Regions from separate parts of the Homo sapiens genome. Here region 1 is linked to region 2. A link is a loop called in an ENCODE intact Hi-C map of the cell type or tissue named here. Cell type or tissue: Calu3. All regions are shown on one strand. Each heading gives the region's core, and the rest is flanking DNA. Links, peaks and the distances in the headings are about the cores only.

Region 1 (9,651 bases), core at 984-8,983, 82 kb before region 2:
AGCTGTTATTGCACCACCACACTCAACCTGGGCAATAGAGCAAGACCCTGTCACCAAAAAAAAAAAAAAAAAAAAAAAAAGAGAGAGAGAGAGAGAGAGAGAAATAATCAACTTTACCTGACATTTGTAGAATACTTCATCCAATAACCAGGAGAATATACACTCTTCTTAAGCACACATGGAATATCATCCAAAATAGGTGATATTCTAGGCTATGGGTTAGTAAATTACAGGCCAGGGGGCAGCTGCCTAGTTTTTTTTAAACCATTTTTAAGTGTTCAACTGAGTAACATTAATTATATTCAAAACGTTGTACAATCATTACCACTATCTATACCCAAAACTTTTTCGTCACTCCCAATGTAAACTCTATCCATTAAACAATCCATTCCAGACTCTCTCCAGCCCCTCTACTTTCTGTCTCTATGAGTTTGTCTATTCTAGATATTTCATATAAGTGAAACTATATAATATTTATCCTTTTATTTCTGGCTTATTTCACTTAGCATAATGTTTTCAATGTTCATCCATATTGTAGCAAATGTTAAAAGTTCATTACATGTTATGGCTGAAAAAATTCCATTATATGTATATATATTTTGTTTATCCATCTATTGACAGATACTTGAGTTGTTTCTACCTTTTGGTTATTGTGAAAAATGTAGCAATGAGCCCTGGTGTACCAGTATCTGTTTGAGTCCCTGTTATCAAGTCGTTTGGGTATATAACTAGGAGTGGAATTGCTGAGTCATATGGTAATTCTAAGTTCTAAGAATTCTAAGAGCATTCCAATTTCTCCACTTTGTCATTAATACTTGTTATTCTCTCTGTTTTTGATTCTAGCCATTCTAGTGAGTATGAGGTAGTATCTTATTGTGGTTTTGATTTGCATTTTCCTAATGACTAATAACGTCAAGCATCTTTTCATGTGCTTATTCAGCTGCCTATTTTCATAAATAAATGTTTATTGAAACATGTCCACATTCATTTGTGTACCTATTTGTGGACCTATTGTCAATGGTCCCTTTCATCCTGTAACAGCAGAGTTGAGCAGTGATATAGTTTGGATATATGTCCCCTCCAAATTTACTGTTAAAATTTGATCCCCAATGTTGGAGGTGGGGTCCAGTGGGAGCTATTCTGGTAATGGAGGTGGATCCTTCATGAGTATCTTGGTGCTGTCCTCGTGGTAATGAGTTAAGTTCTTGTTCTATTAGTTCTCATGAGAACGGATTGTTAAAATGAGCATGACACCCCCCCCCTCCTTTCTTTCTTGCTCCCTCTTGCCATGTGACATGCCAGCTTCCCTTCACCTTCTGCCATAAGTGGAATCTTCTTGAAGCCTTACTGGAAGCATATGCTGGCACCATGCTTCCTGTAAAGTCTGCAGAACCATGAACCAAATAAACCTCTTTTCCTTATAAATTATCCAGTCCCAGGCTAATCTTTTGTAGCAACACGTACTAAGCCAAGTAGTAACAGAAATTATATGGCTTCAAGTCTAAAATGTTCATTAATATCTTACCCTTTAAGAAAAAGTTGCTGACTTCCACATTAGACTATTAAAAAGCCTGAATATATTTAAAAACATTAAAATCATTCAAAGGATGATCTTTGCTCAAAACAGAATTGGATTAGAAATCAACACACAGAAAAATAGAAAATCTAAACTATTTGGAAATTTGAAATAATTTGGAAATTAACACATTTGTAAATAACCCATGGGTCAAAAAAATCACAATAGGAAATTTTAAAAATATTTCTAACTTAATTTTAAAAAAATCAAAAGTCATGGAATGTAGCCAAACCAATCAGTACTTAATGGTGAAAGAATGAATGCTTTTTCCCCAAGATTGGGAATAAGGCAAGGATGCCCACACTTGCTGCATGCATTCAATGGAGGTTCTACTGGAGGTTCTAACCAGAGTAATAAGGCAGAAAAATAAAGGCATACAGATTGGAAAGGAAGAAATAAAATTGTCTTTAATTACAGATGATATTATAAGGAATCTGAAAATAAAATCTGGAATTGATAAGTGAATTTTGCCCCATTGTAAAACACAACCTTATGCAAAAATCAGTTGTGTTTCTATATAACAGTAATTAACAATCCAAGAAATGACACCAAGAAATCAATTTTATTCACAATAATATTAAAAGGAGTACCTTGCAATATGTAATACAATAAGTACAATATCTGAACATTAAAAGTGATAGAACATTGCTTGGAAAAATTAAAGAAAATCTCAATAAATGAATATTCCAATATTGTAAAACCAGATTATGAGATGGTTTTACAAATCCATAATTTAATAAAAATAACTAAGCAGTACACTGACAATTAGTGAATTTTATGGTATATAAATTGTACCTCAATAAAGCTTATTCAAAAAAGATTTTTTTTTTAAAATGACCTTTTTGAATACAGGTATCAGTCAAATTTTAGGTTTACATTTTTGAAATAAAAACTAAGAAAATGTGAGAGTTTATTAAAAGTAAGATATTTTAGGTTTCTTCAGTCTCTAACTCTTAAAAAGCTGAACATTCTTCACAGATTTTAAATTCAAAACCTTCAAAAATACAATTTGTGTGTCACCATTAAAAAGAAAACTTGGATTGTGTATTTTGTTGATGTTATTTGTTCAAGCTATTATGTATTATGCTGGTTGCCATCAGAAGGAGAAAATAGAATGTTGTAAATCTCTATGTAATACTTATTTCAATAATTGGCATAGCAATAGAGCAGTTGAAGAATTTTCTCCATTTGATGAAAGTTGGCAATTAGCAGATTTTCCACAGCAAGGGACCCTTTAATATTGCTGGTCTTCTCAGTGTGAAAAATTCACACATCATATAATCCCTCTATTAAATATCTTCCTCTTAGGTGGGGAAGTCCCCTGTGAAGCAGCATCTGTCATGTTAATTTCATTCTTATTTTTAGAGAAATATGAATTAACATTTTTCTTAATTTTGGTTCTTTTAGGGAGTGAAGTTTTAAATTTATATGATTTTAATCTTTTTTTCAGAAGAAAGGGACATAATAAAGCAACTTTTATTTGGTACCTATTGACAGTTTGACCCTGTGTCTTTGAAGTGAGTGCATGCATAGAATTTCAGAAGAAATTTCAATGTGGTCTTCATTTTTATATGCCTATCTTCTTTGAAAGGTCTTTAATGCTCCAGAGTGTTCTTCACACAACGACAATAAAGAGTGGTAAATACCACCAGGCATTGGTGTAAATAAATGCTCAGGACCCAACTTATGTTCTCTAAAACTCTTGCCTCCACCACTTTCTTGGTCTTGGGTAGGAATCTAGGCAACTGATAAGGATATTTTGTCTGGAGTATTTTCTAGTAGCAAGTGATCAGGTGGACAGCCCTTTTTTAAGAGCGATCTTTTCAGGGAGGAGAATGGCAGCTAATGCGGCCAGATGGCAAAGGGATCCTCAGATCAGAGATTTTAGGGTTAAGAACAGGAAGGGGTTAGAGACCATTTAGTCAACACCAGTCATTTTATAGAAGAGAAAACTGAAGCTCTGAAAGTTGAATGGACTTACTCAAGGTTAATAGAAACTAACAACTTTCTACCCGATATCTGTCTCCTCTTCTTCCTTACTAACAAATCCTTGATTTTGTTTAGAGTGGCAATGTTCCCAGAACAAAATAATCACCTCCCCAGCCTTCCTTGGAGCTAGGGGATGCATATTACCCATTTCTCACAAAGGTGTAAGTGGAGGTCACTGGATGGGGCTGGGGGAAGCTTTTTAAGGGGAAACAAATGTCTTGTGTGCTCTTGTCTCTACCTTCCTCCTTCCTGCTTGTAATGCAGACATAAGATTAGCTGTTCAGCTCTAACACTGTGGTTTTTAATCAGGTGCCAGAATCCATTCTGGGTGTGAAAAAATGTTCACTTTTAGAGCAATATCTCTTTCTGGTAATCCATCAAGTGTTGCTAATAGTAGGCAAGAACCCATTTATGGATGCTACAGACCTTAGTTGAATTCTACTAGTTTTCCTATGGACGCAAAGAGTATACATGAAGTTCTACAGAACTTAAGAGGGACAAGAAGCTTCTAGCTGTATATCCAAGAAGCATTATGATTGTGTCTTGCCTCCTACAGAGCCCTAATTGTGAACATCAGCATGTTAACTTTTGCTGCTTGTTCTAAGAGGTTTTCAGCACCAGCTCATAAAGTAAAGTAACACACCGAAGAAGCAAAGTTCTGGTAGAACAACAGTTACAGAGCAACACTGTTGGAGCTTTACGGAGAGGTGTGCTGAAAAAAGAAAGAAATGTGTATGCTTCTGGATTTCTGGACCAAAGTGGAGAAATTAGAAAATGACAAAAGGAAGAGGCAAAAAAGAAAAACCCCCACGTCTCATTAAGCCTGCAAAACTCTTTTACACCTGTAAAATAGGTCATTTCGACACACCACCCTGCCCACTGGTGCTGAGCGCAACGCAAACTCTGCCAACTTGCTTAAGGAAAGTAGTTTCACGAACTTTGTAGTAAATCTTATTCGTGTCTAATCTAATTATTGCTGGCAGCTTTTTTCTTTTCTTTTTAAAGAAAAAACATCAAGCCTTTAATCGCAAAGACTCCTTAGAGCAGAGTGATAGACTGGGACTGATTTTGTTCAGCCAAGTTTTCTTTTGAAGAGAAGCAAAGATTGTCAGGTATGGTCTGAGGCCATTTCAGCTGTAGCCTCCTAGGGAAGCTGCTGTTATAAAAAGAAGTATAGAAATGTGAGAAGCCTGCACTGAATGCTTTAACTCAACCAACGAAACAAATAATTAGAAAAGTGGACTTGTGGTAACTAACGGTCAGAGTGTCCAGGAACCTGGCTGGCAATATTTTTTTTCTTTTCTTTCCTCTTCTTTTTTTTTCTTTCTTTCTTTCTTTTTTTTTTTTTTTTGTTGTCGTTGTTAAAGGAAAGTTGAGTATCAAAAGGATATGGAGATACAACAGACCTTACACAGAGTGTTTAAAATACAATCCCTGTATTTGTTCTCATCTCCGAAGCGCGGGGCTTGGTCTTTATTACCTATTGGATTTCAGGAAGGCTGACTTGAGATGCGCCGTTGCCATTTCCTGGCCTTCACTTATGTATTTATTTATTTATTTTCCGGCGCTGGCAGCCAGCCCCTTTGTTGCGCCTCCTCTGTATTCGTTTCTGTCTGCCCTCGCACCTCCAGACAGTGAGATGGGGCTTTTTTCCAGATCTTCGCGCCGAGAGCCGGGGACGGCCAACCTGCCGGCATGCGATAAAGGCCGGGGAATGTCTAGCTGGGGCCGCGCTGAGCCGAGTGCGGACCCGCTTTGTGTGCGCGTTTGTTTGTCTCCGCTGCGGTCCGAACCGCTGCCGCGACCCCCGAGGAGGCGGGGCCTCCGCGCGCCCGGCTCCGCCTGGTGAGGGTTTCACGGCCTCTGCTGCCGCCGCCGCCGCCCTCGTTTGTTCCGTTAGATCGCGCAGCCCCGACCGCTGCACCCGGATCCTAGCAAGCCGGGCGAGGCTGCCCGGGAGCCCTCGATGGCCTTCATTTCACCCAAGCCCGCTTCTTGCTTTCCCCGGCGCTTCCCCTCTTTTCCTGGTTAACAGCTTATGGGCGGGGAGCTCGGCAAAACTCAGACTAAAAACAGAAAAAGAGAAAAGAAAGGACAAATTCGATACACCCGCGTCGGTCCTCCAGAGTTTGTGAAGGGGTGTAAACATGTCGGAGTCTGGGGAGATGAGTGAATTTGGCTACATCATGGAATTGATAGCTAAAGGCAAGGTAAGTGATGAGGCGCGGGGCGCCGCGGCCTGGGCCCCCGACTCCGGCACTACCTGGCCCGCCACTGTGGGCGTCCGTGTCCATTCCAGCGCCTGGGAAGGGCGGGAGGCTGGAATCCAGGAGCCGCGCTCGCAGCCCGGGCGTCCCAGCAGCTGCGGAATGCAAAGTAGCCGCCTTTTCTTTATTGCGTGGCATCTCTGAAATAAGCCAAGAGGGGACTTTCGGACGCTTTTGGGGCCAGCTGGGCAGCAATAGGGGCTCTCGGACGCCGAAGGGCGAGAGCCCAGCGTCGGAAGATGGAGAGGAGGGCGGGGCGTTGGCCAAGGGGGCGCTGCCCCACCAACCAGGGCTACTCAAACGTGGTGACTTCGAGTGGGTGACCTCGCCTGCCTGGGCGCGGAGCGTGGAGGGAGGGTCCGCCCAGCGAGTGAACAGGCTCGAAGTGTGCGATCAGGGTCAGCCCGCAGTCAGAGCGTGTGGCCGGTAAATAGGGACAGCACGTTCGTTCGCCCTGCCCTGGCCTTTTCGGGCCTCTTTCCAGGTCCTTAGCTGCTGCTGCTCCAGGCCGGGAATATTTAAAGCAGCCTTCTTTTGGTAGGGAGGGGAAGATGCTGGAGGAGCGGGATTTCAGCCCCACACCTGTCCTGGAGCCTTTAGGAACGCAGGCTGGCGCCGTCGGTGGCGCCCGCGACGACGCCCTCAGCAGGCGGGGTGGTGCCGGGCCTGAGTCAGTGCGGGAGGCTGGGCTCCGCGCTGCATCCGAGAAATTGCCGGCAGAAGCTCCTAAGTGGTTTGCAGGCGGAACGTGTCGGGAAGTACGGAGGCTGCACAGTGCACTGCCCTCCGGAACTCGCAGACGGAGAGAAGGCGGGAAAGGGCGTCAGCGTTTGCCCTCTGCGCCTGGAGCTTCGAGAAGAGGTGATGGCACAAAGGAGCACTCGACTCCCTGTGCGCGGTTAACAGAAAGGAGGATGATTCTGTAGCCCTGATGTGAGCACCTGAAACCCTGCAGTCCCACACCCCACTAACTCCAACGCCGCAGATATAGCATATGGAGTAGTTTTAGATTCATGCCCGACAGTCCTATGGCCCCAGGGCTGGGGAGCTGGTTTAATGCACTCTTAGCCTAAAAAGTCCCAAATGAACCCTACGCCTCTCTGAATTCTCTTGTTCTACAGGCACTGAATACATTCATCAGAAACAGAATATTCATTAACATTTCGAAAGTGAAGCTGTGTCTTGGGCCTCCCCTACCATTTACAACCCCGGGCCAGAAGTACAATTGGAGAACTCTCCTTCCACTTTTCTTCCAAGCCCAGACTCCATCCTGCACCTCAAGGGGCCTTCAGCACACACTGTCCAGTATATCCGAGCTCTTTGTCGCCCCAGCAGCAGCCCCTTGACCACCCTTCGGGCCTAGGGTGCATATTGCGGCCCACCCTTCCCTCTGAAGAATGGACCCTGGGAAGAGAAGTCCTGATAAGAGAAAGGGCTGGCTCTGAGCAAAGAGGCAGGCAACCAGAGGAGGGCCAGAACCACGGCCTCTAAAGAGCGAGAGGTGCAGGCAGGACACCGACTGCCCAGGTCTAGGGGAATGCCTAACAGGGGCATCTATTTGGGAACGTTGAGGGGCTAGGGGGCAGGGAGGAAAAAGAATGCCTTTGGTTGAACAAAATAAATGGACTACTCTTGATAGGATGGAGAATAGGATGATCGATAGGTGAATTTTGTCCTATGGCGCTCAGATATTCTTCAAAGTAAGCCAGAATTGTATTAGTTGGCTATGCTTTCCTTCAATAGCAGACAAATCCTGAAATTCTGAGAGAATAATTTCGGGGTAGGACCCAGGGATTTGCATGTGAAGAACAGCCCAGGTGACCATGAAGCCGACTGATGGATGTCCTATGAACACGAAATGGGGAAGTAGGGCAGAACCATTAAAACTCCTTATAATCAAGTCAGGTAAACAAAAACAAAACCCTCTCAGAATACCAATGGGTTCATCACAGTATGCTCACTATAATGAAAAAACACAAACTAACTTTCTGGCTTCATTTACTGGATTTCTCTGCTCTCTCTCTCTCTGTCTCTCTCTTCACTAGGCTTCAGCAATGGGCCTGCAGCAAACCCATGAGCATTCCCGGTTGACTTCTAAAGGTGGAGAGGCCCGCTGTCCCTTTGAAATCTCTGAGGTTGGAAAGCAGTCTCTCCCAAGAAGAACTTAGGACAATTCCTCTCTCTGTTTTGTGGGGGTTGGAGGGGGAGAGTTGGTCTGGAGTAGGCTCCTAACCATTTCAACGTAAGCTTATTTCCTACCACTCTCCTCAGGCTCAAATCCTGCCCCGCCCCGCAGCCCCAGCACTAGCCCATTTAAGACCCCTGTTTTGTGTGTGATTATACAGGATTTGAACACTGAATATTAACCATGGAATAGCAGACCTTTGAGACTGACTTGCTTTATTTTCCTCTGTGGGGTTCGGTTCCACTTTGTAGTTCGGGTTTGTAATGTAAAGAATAATGGGAAACTGGTCTAATTATGAGAGTTAAGAGAGTAGAGGCCTGTAGTTGGCCTGCCCTCCGCCCCACCATCCCTCAAAGTTGAGACCACTGAGTTAACCATCCTCTTAATTTCTCTCACTTTTCCCCCAGATTTGTTTCATCCTTGTACTGGACTTCTCAAGCTCTGTACATAATTAAAAATACATAGCTTTACATTTTTACAAACTTAATACCTGGAATATATGCTTGTTGTAAAGTATTCAAACTTCACAGAAAGGTTCACAGAGTAAAAAGTCTAAGTTCATGCCCACCTCCAATCTCATTCCTTCCCCAGTGGCAGCAGTTTGTGTGTCTATTTCAAATTAAATTAGCATACCGTATGTTCTCTGAAATGTGGGAAGTAAGCCTTTTTTCTTAGGGTAACCTAAAACCTACAGGACAAACTGGATCAGCTTATTTACTCTATTGTGATGGCTACTTTAATATTTAAAGTACACAGTGATATCTGCCATTGTGACCTTTCTGCTCATCAAACAATACTGCATAAGTGTAGTTAATACTTACGATCATTCTCAAGAGGCTTAAAAATGAAAATGTATTTCCTTACATTTCACTAGCAGTGAAACTTTTACCATTTCTGAAAGCTGTCTTTTCGCTTCTTTTGCAGCTAATCTCTTTGGATTAAAAGAGAGGTTTCCAAATCTGTGGTCAATATCTAAGGTTACTCAAAGCAGTATTTTCCAACTGTTTTGGTCTCTTGTAAGATTTGCCTCACTAATTTTTTTATCACCGCTTCTGGAATCATATAATGAAGATTTGATGACAAGGAATATAGAATTCAAATTTTAGTATATCTCTTTGTATTTTGTGTATTTAGCATATTTACATTTATGTGTAAATAGCCAGAAGGTACATTCGGTTCCCATAATTTAATATTTACTGTTCAGGCACATCTAAGAGCATAATGGTTTCAGCAAAATAAGAGAGGCTTTGTAAATCTTATATTTAATTTTGATACTGAAATAGGCAATGATACCATTACTTGGTGAATTATTTTAACTTTGAACATCTTTGAGGCACAAAAAATTCAAGAATTTTTACAAACACAAACTTTACCTTAAAAAAAGAAGACACTTACACTCTGAAAGAATTAGTCTTGGAAAGTCCTCAAATCTAGACTAATAAAAGGTCTTAAACATCTCCTGGGACCAAAACAAAAATACCACCAAATGATCTCTTTCAGAAGGACGAATAGATAGTTGCTCACACAACTAAAATCTAAACTGGGGTGATAATGGTAAGGTTGTGCCCACTGCATAAGTATTTTTATTTTTATTTTTATTTTTTTTTGAGACACAGTTTTACTCTGTTGCCCAG
Region 2 (9,651 bases), core at 1,104-9,103:
GACTAAAAGAGTACACAGAGTTTACATGTGTAAATCATCTTGGAACATACCATGGCTTTCTGATCAAAGCTCATATTACCAGGTAAGTTTCAAATGTCTCTAAAGTCATAAGTAGGAATACACTATCTCGAAAGACATTTCTTGCTCCATGAGTAGAATGCTAGGAGGTCACTCCAAATCCTTATTCCTTCAGTGTAGATGATTCTTCCTAGTAGTAGTTTGTGTCTAGAGTGGTGAGGGTCCAAGCAACCATGCCTTTCCAGTTACTAAGTGAGGAAGTGGAAATCTCAGCATTTACTACTCTTTGAAATCTTGAGAAGGATTTTGTTTTCAAATAAAATAGCTGAATATTTTTTCAAAATGATATTATCAAGTTTAGAGTGACTTCACCTCACTCCATCCAACTCAGTGGAGAAACCTGAGCCTAGTGGAAAAATTGCAGCACAAAAATATACATTAAATTGATTTGTAGGGAAAAAGTCACACTGAAGAGGTAGAGCATTTCTTTTGGCTGGTAAACATATTTTGTCTACCATGTATCAAAGCTGTAAACATAGTAAGACAACTCATACAATAAAGAACAAAAGACTTGAGTATATCACAAAAGAGGAAATTCAAAAGACCAATAAACATTCAGAGATATGCAAAATAAGATCACATTGAGATAGCAACACACCAGAGTGGCAAAAATTTTAAAGTCGGACAATGCCAAGTATTTGGAAGAATTTGGATCAATAGGAACTCATACATTGGTGGTAGGAGTATAGATTGATACAGCCATTTTTGGAAAATAGTTTATTACCTTGTAAATTTCAAGATTTGCATACCCAGTGTGATGGTTAATACTAAATGTCAACTTGATTGAAGGATGCAAAGTATTGATCCTGGGTATGTCTTTGAGAGTGTTGTTAAAGGAGATTAACATTTGAGTCAGTGGGCTGGGAAAGACAGAACAACCCTTAATAATCTGGGTGGACACCATCTAATCAACTGCCAGCAAATCTAATAAGGTAGGCAGAAAAATGTGAAAAGGCAAGACTGGCCTAGCCTCCCAGCCTACATCTTTCTCCCGTGCTGGATGCTTCCTGCCCTTGAACATTGGACTCCAAGTTCTTCAGTTTTGGGACTCGAACTGGCTTCTTTGCTCCTCAGCTTGCAGATGGCCTATTGTTGGACCTTGTGATCCTGTTAGTTAATACTATGTAATAAACTCCCCTTTATATCTATATATCTATCCTATTAGTTTTGTCCCTGTAGAGAACCCTGACTGATACACCCAGTGACCCAACAATTGTACTCAAATGTATATGTCGTGGGGAATTTCATACTATATTATTTAGAAATGTATTTGTAGGTACAAAAAATATTTGAAAAGCCCCATTACCATAAAAGTCAAAATAGTGTGACTGGGCACGGTGGCGCATGCCTGTAGTCCCAGCTACTCAGGAGGCTGAGGCAGGAGAATCGCTTGAACCCGAGAGGCAAAGGTTGCGGTGAGCTGAGATGGCGCCATTGCACTCCAGCCTGGGCAACAAGAACAAAACTCCATCTCAAAAAAAAAAAAAAAAAAGAAAAGAAAAGAAAAGTCAAAATATTGTTATTTCTAGGGATGAGAAAGAAAGCTGTGTCTGGGAAGCAACTAACTGGGGAGTATCTTCTGAGATGCTGGTAATTTCTTAATCTGGGTGATGATTATACGAGTGTTCACTGTAATTTATTCCTTAAAGTATGTATTTGTTTTTGTGTGTTTTCATATTTGTAATATTTCATAAAAAATAGCTAATGCAATAGACTTTTATTTTATTTTATTTTATTTTATTTTATTTTATTTTATTTTTTTCTGAGATGGAGTCTTGCTCTGTCACCCAGGCTGGAGTGCAATGGCACGATCTCAGCTCACTGCAACCTCTGCCTCCCGGGTTGAAGCGATTCTCCTGCTTCAGCCTCCCAAGTACCTGGGATACAGGTGCCTGCCACCATGCCGGGCTAATTTTTGTATTTTTAGTAGAGATGGGGTTTCACCATGTTGGCCAGGCTGGTCTTGAACTCCTGACCTTGTGATGTGCCTGCCTCGGCCTCACAAAGTACTGTGATTACAGGCATGAGCCACTGTGCCTGGCCACTTGATTTTATTTTTATATGCTTATTCTGGAGCATAAGTGAGAGGAAGGTGCCTATGGGACTTTGGAAAGATAATATGGCAACCGTTCTCACTGGGACTATATGTGCACATGTGACATTGGTAACCACGGGGCTGTTCATTGTACCAGGACATCCTGGTAGTGGCTTAGGCAATAAAGACACCTGGGTTCAGTTTCTCCCTTTTTTCCCTTTACTACTATATAACATGGGAAACCTAGAATTAGGCAGTTTCCCCAACTGTGAAATAGGGCTCAGATGAGCCACCTCATAGGACTGTAGTGATTAAATGAGGACTAAAATCAGATAACGCATGAAAGGCATTTTTACCACCAGGGCCTCAGTCTGCACCTGTAGTGCTTTTGTGTGAATTAGAGAGGCACCTCCTCCTGCAAGACACTGCTGGGCTTGAAGGTACACAGCTTGGAAAACAGACAAAGCCACTGTCAATTTAAAAAGGTACACCTTCCAGGCAGAGGCAATAAGTGGGTTTTGGGTCCCTGTCTCATTCTGCTGAGCTGAGTACTGCTGTGGTAAATTGCAGAACCATGTAGCAGCCTTGACATTAGGCATATAGTAAATGTTTAATGTAATTGCCATGATATGGATCCAAATTCCTATCCACTCAAAAGATGAGCTATATACTAGGAAGCAGATGAGCTTAAAATATACAGAGCCTCAATTTTTCCTGTTGGAGAAGTTTAACTTTTTGTACCAGCCTGAGGAATCATTTTCTGTTGATTCTGTTGTGTTTTTAAATACAACTTGACTGGAAAGAACAGTTTACTCATCTTCAAAACAGGAGTTGAGCTGGAACTACAGTTTATGTAACTTGCTGGCAGGAAGCCCAAGGATGCTTCAGGGTAGCAAAACAAAATGACTGGGAAGCGGGGTGGGGTGTGGCTGCTGCTGAATGGGTGAGGCCAGAGGTCTCCTCTCTCACCCGCTCCAGCTAAGAACATTACCTTTTAAGTTTTTTTTTAAATTTGAGATTCTGTGTGAGAGTTCATTTGAAGATGAAATTTCACTAGACCCTGCTTTCGGAAGTCCCTGTGCTCTAGCATTCTCTGTCTCTTAAGACTTCTGGATGACAGCATAATATAGAGATTAACATGTGAGTTTTGGTGTCAGACTCTGTTCTACTCACTTATCCATTCAACTGAAATGACCTTGAGCAAGTTATTGCTTCACGGAATTTACGTTGCTGTGAAGGTAAAATGAGTAATACGTTTAGCAGAAAAATAAGTGCTCTGGTATTGATGCAAAAACAGACACATAAACCAATGGAACAAATAGAGAGCCCAGAAATAAAGCTGCATCCCTACTACCAACTAATCTTCAACAAAGTTGACAAAACAAGTAATGAGAAAAAGACTCCCTATTCTATAAATGGTGCTGGGATAACTGGCTAGCCATGTGCAGAAGATTGAAGCTGGACCCCCTCCTTACACTATATACAAAAATCCACTAAAGATGGATTAAATACTTAAATATAAAACCAAAAACTATAAAAACGCTGGATGATAACCTGGGAAATACCATTCCGGACAATGGCCCTGGCAAAGAATTCATGACAAAGATGACAGAAGCAATTGCAACAAAACCAAAGATTGACAAATGGACCTAATTAAACTAAAGAGTTTCTGCACAGCAAAAGAAACTATTAACAGAGTAAATAAACAGACTACCTACAGAATGGGAGAAAGCATTTGTGAAATATGCATCTGACAAAGGTCTAATATCCAGAATCTATGTGGAACTTAAACAAATTAAGAAAAAAAACCATTAAAAAGTGGACAAAGGACATGAACAAAAGATACACGTGGCCAATAAGCATATGAAAAAATGCTCAACATGACTAATCATTAGGGAAACGCAAATTGAAACCACAATGAGATACCATTTCATACCAGCCATTTTTAATAACGGCTATTATTAAAAAGTAAAAAAAAAATAACAGATGCTAGTAAAGTTACAGAGAAAAGGGATCACTTACAAACTGCTGGTGGGAATGGTTCAACCATTATGGAAAGCAGTGTGGGCTATTCTTCAAAGTACTTGGAACTACCATTTACTGCTAATGGAATTACCATTAGCAGTTCCATCACTGGGTATATACCCAAAGGAATACAAATCGTTCTACCGTAAAGACACACACACACCTATGTTCATCACAGCACTATTCACAATAGCAAAGACATGGAATCAACCTGAATGCCCATCAATGGTAGACTGGATAAAGAAATTGTGATACATATATGCCATGGAATACTGCACAGCCATAGAAAACAGTAAGATCATGTCCTTTGCAGCAACATGGATGGAGCTGGATGCGATTATTGTAAGTGAATTTAGGAACGGAAAACCAAATACTACATGTTCTCACTTATAAGTGGGAGCTAAACATTGAGTACACATGGACACTAAGAAGGGACAACAGGCACCAGGGCCTACTTGAGGGTGGAGGGTGGGAGGATAGAGGATAAAAAAACTACCACTGGGTCCTGTGCCTACTACCTGAGTGACTAAATAATCTGTGCACCAAATCTCCATGACACACAATTTATCTATATAACAAACCTGCACGTGTACCCCTGAACCTATAATAAAAGTTTTTAGAAAAAGAAAAACAAATGCTCAAAAAATGTTAATTTTGAGAAGTGGACAAATCCCTCTATCATAAACTATGACTTTCCATAAACCTCATAGTTACTCTCCCAAGACAGTTTTCCCAAAGAGCAATCTGACTTTGTTGAGTGGTTTGTTAGGTAACCTGTATATATGCAATTTTAGATATGAGAGAGAGCCTTTAACTCTGGAAAAATATACAGTATTTCCCAAGCATTTGGGTAGTAGAAAGACTGTTTTCATGCTTTTCCCTAATGAAACTTAATTAACAAATTTTCCATCCTCCCTCATTCCCTACCACTGAATTAGTCTATGTCTAATCAAGTCTAGAAATGTCAAGGAAATTACCTCTCCCTTTTTAAATTCAGCATCTGGGTGAAATTAACTCTTGAAAAAAAATAGTTTTGATTTGATGGCTGGTTGATAGGCAATGACAACAGAGGCTATGAGAGTTTTGGGCTCTGCTTACAGAATCATTCACATGGAAAATGACAAGCTGTAACTGCCCAGGTAAAAATCAGAATTCAGCAACTACTGTTGAGAGTTTTCAAAAATAACTGGAGAGCAAGTTTTCCACAGCCCCCAAGTGAATTTCGGATGGCATTTTATTTTATGTCCTCTTTGGATTCTTTAACTGAGAAATCCCCTAGTTAGGAGGAAAAAAGCAACAACAAAAATGTGTTAGGCATGTGCAAGTGGAGAGTAGATTCTAAGTGAGGATATTGCCCCCTAGTGCTGAAATGTAGCCCAACCAGGAGCACCCCCACAAAGCACAGCTGAATATGGTTATGCAAAAGTCTCAAATTATTCATCTGATTTGACTTATTTGTGGATGCTCAAAAGAATTAACATATTAGACAGTGTTAGGCAATCTGCAGCTAACAATAACTCTTGCCCGTTTGAGTACCAGTTGGAAAACTTCCAGGGACTGTGATCTTATGTAAGTATAAGGTAGAGGTGATGACACTTTTAGAAGTAGCAGCTCATTTTGGTGAAGAGTTTTGGTTCATGAAGATTTTCTTTCACATTTGTGGTAAGTGGTTAATAATTTTACTGTTTGAATCTTGCCAATAGGATTTACAGCCAGTTGTCTTTCATGAAAGATAAGCTTGTTATACTTTTTATATAACTTGTATTAAGTATTGCTAGTATTAAATTCTGTATACAACGTCAGGATATTGAATTCAGTTTTTTAAATTTGGCCAACATGTGAGTTTGTCTTAGGTATCAGGCAAATGGCTTATTTGGGTTTTGTTGTCAGGGAGAGAAAGTTAAAATGGCTTCTTCATCTCACAACCTGTGTTGGTCAGGGGCCAACCAGGAGACAAAAACCACACAGTAATTTGAAAAGGAAAAGCTAAAGTATTAACTATGACCAAGGATTCGAATAACAGGGAATTGGCTGGTAAGAAGTAAAGAGAATGTTAAAGAATACAGAAATAGCAGTTACAGGGAATAGCCACTGTCCCTGGCACTGACAGAGAGCACCAACAAAGGTGCAAATTTCAAAAAAACATCCCCAAACCCCACCACCTCTACCGCCTGTCAGGTCTCCTGGCTGAGATCCAGACCTCAATGGAGAGGGTATGGGTGTGGCCATGGTGCTAAGATGCCAGGATGGTGACACTCCTTAGAAATGCTAAGGGAGGCTGGGTGCTGTGTCTCATGCCTGTAATCCCAGCACTTTCTGAGGCCAAGGTGGGTGGACCACTTGAGGTCAGGAGTTCAAGACTAGCCTGGCCAAAATGGCAAAACCTTGTCTCTACTAAAAGTACAAAAATTAGGCCGGGCACAGTGGCTCATGCCTGTAATCCCAGCACTTTGGGAGGCCAAGACAGGTGGATCATGAGGTCAGGAGTTCGAGACCAGCCTGACCAACATGGTGAAACCCCGTCTCTACTAAAAAAATACAAAAATTAGCCAGGCATGGTGGCGTGCGCCTGTAATCACAGCTATTCAGGAGTCTGAGGCAGGAGAATCGCTCAAACCTGTGGGGCAGAAGTTGCAGTGAGCTGAGATCGTGCCACTACGCTCCAGCCTGGGCGACAGAGCAAGACTCTGTCTCAAAAAAAAAAAAAAAAAAAAAAGAACTGAAAGTACAAAAATTAGCTGAGCATGTTGGCAGGCGCCTGTGATTCCAGCTACTCAGGAGGCCGAGGCAGGAGAGTTGCTTGAACCCGGGAGGTGGAGGTTGCAGTGAGCTGAAATTGTGCCACTTCACTCCAGCCTAAGTGACAGAGCGAGGCTCCATCTCAAAAAAAAAAAGAGAAGATTAAAAAAAAAAGAAAAAAAAGAAATGCTAAGGGAGCTGTTCAGAGGGAGGTATTATGCCTTAGGGCCAAAGTGGGTGTCAGAGAAAGCTGCCTACAGGGAACTGCTATAGACTGTGTGCTGCCAGTTGCCTGCTGCCACATGCTGTACGAGCCAAGAGTGGTGGAAGCTGCGTGCTTCAGAAGCCTACTGAGAGGAGCACACCAGAATCTGAAAAGCCATGCTTTTCCCTCCTCCTGTGTTCCTTCCATGTGCTCTACTGACAAAGCTTAACAATGTGCCAGCTGGCAAAAGGAAGATACAGGTTCTTTCTCTTTTATTATGGAGCAGGCAATGAAGAATGGATTTGAACCCCAGTCAATAAATGAATAACTGTACAGGATATTTTAAATATTTTTCAGTATTGGAAACATGCCTTTTTTTTTTTTTTTTTTTTTTTTTTTGAGACAGGGGCTTGCTCTGTTGCCGAGGCTAGAGTGCAGTGGCGTGATCATGACTCATTGCAGCCTCGATCTCCTAGGCTCAAGCCATTCTTCCGCTTAAGCCTCCTGAGTAGCTGGGGCTGCAGGGATGCACCACCAAGCCCAGCTAATTTTTATAGTTTTTGCAGAGATGGGGTTGTGCCATTTTTCCCAGGCTATTCTTTTCTAATGCAAGCACTTAACGCTATAAATTTCTCTAAGCACTGCTTTAGCTACATCCCACACATTTTAACATGTTGAGTTTGATTTTCACTCAGTTAAAAATGTTTTCTAATTTTCCTTGTAATTTCTTTTTACCCATGTGCTACTTAGAAGTGATTTCCTTAATTACCAACTACTTGAAGATTTTCCAGTATCTTTCTTTTATTGTTTCTAGTTTATTTCTGTTGTGATAAGAGAATAGACTCTATATGACTTTACTCTTATGTATACTGAGACTTGTTTTATCATGCTGAATATGATTTATCTTGATGAATGTTTCATGTTCATTTAAAAAGAATGTTGCTGGGTGAAGTGTACTACAAATTTCAACTAGGTCAGGTTAGTTGATGGTGTTCACATCCTTATATCCTTGCTGAGTTTTTATCTACTTATTCTGTGAATTACTGAGAGGGGAGCATTGAAATCTTCAAGTTATGATTTGGATTAGCTTATTTTTCCTTCCAATATTCTCAGCACTATGCAACCTCAGAAAATGCAAGTTCTGATTCAGGAGGTTTAGGGTAGATTCTAATAGTCTGCATTTCCAACAAGCTCCTTGGTAATGCTGTGCTGTTGCTGATTCCCTTATTACATTTTGAGTAGCAACATTCAAATCTACTACTTTACAATTTCCTTGATGAGAAGAACTGCTTGGTTATTAAAATACAAATTATTGGGCCTCATTGCAGGCAGGCCAAATCAGCATTTCCAGGGAAGGGCCCTGGAAAGCTGGATGTCCGATCAATATCTGTCAATTTATATCAGGTAAGTTTTGGGTGGGTGGGAAAATTGAGCGCGTAGGGGGATAACTATCAGCTTAGTTCTTACAAGTTTAGTTATTTTCTTGATCATTCAGCTACCAGCTTTCCTTTGGCACAGAAATATTCTCGGTTAAGCACACATTTTCTTTGTTTGCTTTGGATATTCTAAAATTCGTCTATTTTTCTGTGATGTATTTGTGTAGACCATGAAGGTAGGTAGGCAAGGCCAAACTTAACTTAGGTTTAGTCTGCCCATCTGAAATTTGGAGTCCAAACAATTCTCCTTTTGCTCTAATAGTGTATGTAATTGTGACACGAGTCAGAGAAATCCAAATGCCCACACCAGCAGTTGTCAAAGTACAGTCCTTAGAGGCTGGTTGGGCTACTGGGGAAACCAGGATGCATGAGGCCCAATCGACTTTAAAACTGCTTTTGTCTCTGGCAAATAATGAGTGTCCCTGTAAGATTTTAATTGAATAGGCTCTTCTACTAAAACCAGATACCAACAAAAATAACAATAGGTATAACTTTTAAGACCTGTGCCCTAGCTGATTAAAATACAATTTCTGATGAACCTCCCATTCTCTCTCATGTCCACACAAGATTAGAATGTAAGGCAGGCACCAGGAGAAACTCTTGAGATACAGGTTCTTTGGTGATGCTCAGTGGCATTTGGTCTATTTTCCAAGCTCCCGACTCCCTTACTATAAATCATGGAAAACTCCACAGATGTGAAAACCAAAGATCTCATATTCCAGAACAACTGATAATAACTATTCTATATGAAAGTGACCATGAGTCATATAATATACCCTGTTAAACACAAAATAAATGTATCCCCAACTCAACTTGCCCTTAGCCAGATTCCAAAATTGTCCTTGGCAACACCAGTGCCTTTTAACAGAAGGGAAGTCAAAGTGAAAAGACAAATTTAATAGAAGTCTTAGTTTTACCTTTGTAAATTTTACAAAAACATATGAACATGTGAATATCTTGCTAGTGCCCTTTCTGGAAATTTTGATGCTCCTGTGTAAGTGAGGGGCCTTGAAATTAAGCTTCATTAGCCTTATGGTAAATCCAGCTCTGGCCACTAATTCACCAAAATGTTTCCAGGTGCAGGTTGCCAATTCCAGTGGTCACATCTTGGTCCTCCTTTTACTCCAACTCTA

The links. A loop is a pair of places that touch in the nucleus more often than their neighbours do. Peaks named below come from ENCODE experiments on the same cell type or tissue, not always from the same donor. Only the 100,000 strongest peaks of a DNase experiment are listed, where the experiment ranks them.
Region 1: it touches region 2 in a loop (2.5-fold over the local background); 5 of 110 quality-filtered maps call a loop at or near these places.

The regions. Positions count from the first base shown.
Region 1 is chr5:115,176,099-115,185,749 of GRCh38, reverse strand. It overlaps a transcript of TRIM36 not described here. Among named protein-coding and RNA genes, the nearest start is that of TRIM36, 11 kb to the right of the region's middle. RefSeq lists an enhancer at 5,653-5,772. In Calu3, for the core only: no CTCF peak of the experiment used is centred there; DNase peaks (open chromatin) are centred at 5,419 and 5,839.
Region 2 is chr5:115,094,131-115,103,781 of GRCh38, reverse strand. No RefSeq gene overlaps it. Among named protein-coding and RNA genes, the nearest start is that of TRIM36, 71 kb to the left of the region's middle. In Calu3, for the core only: CTCF peaks have their summits at 5,312 and 5,511 (motif pointing left); a DNase peak (open chromatin) is centred at 5,521.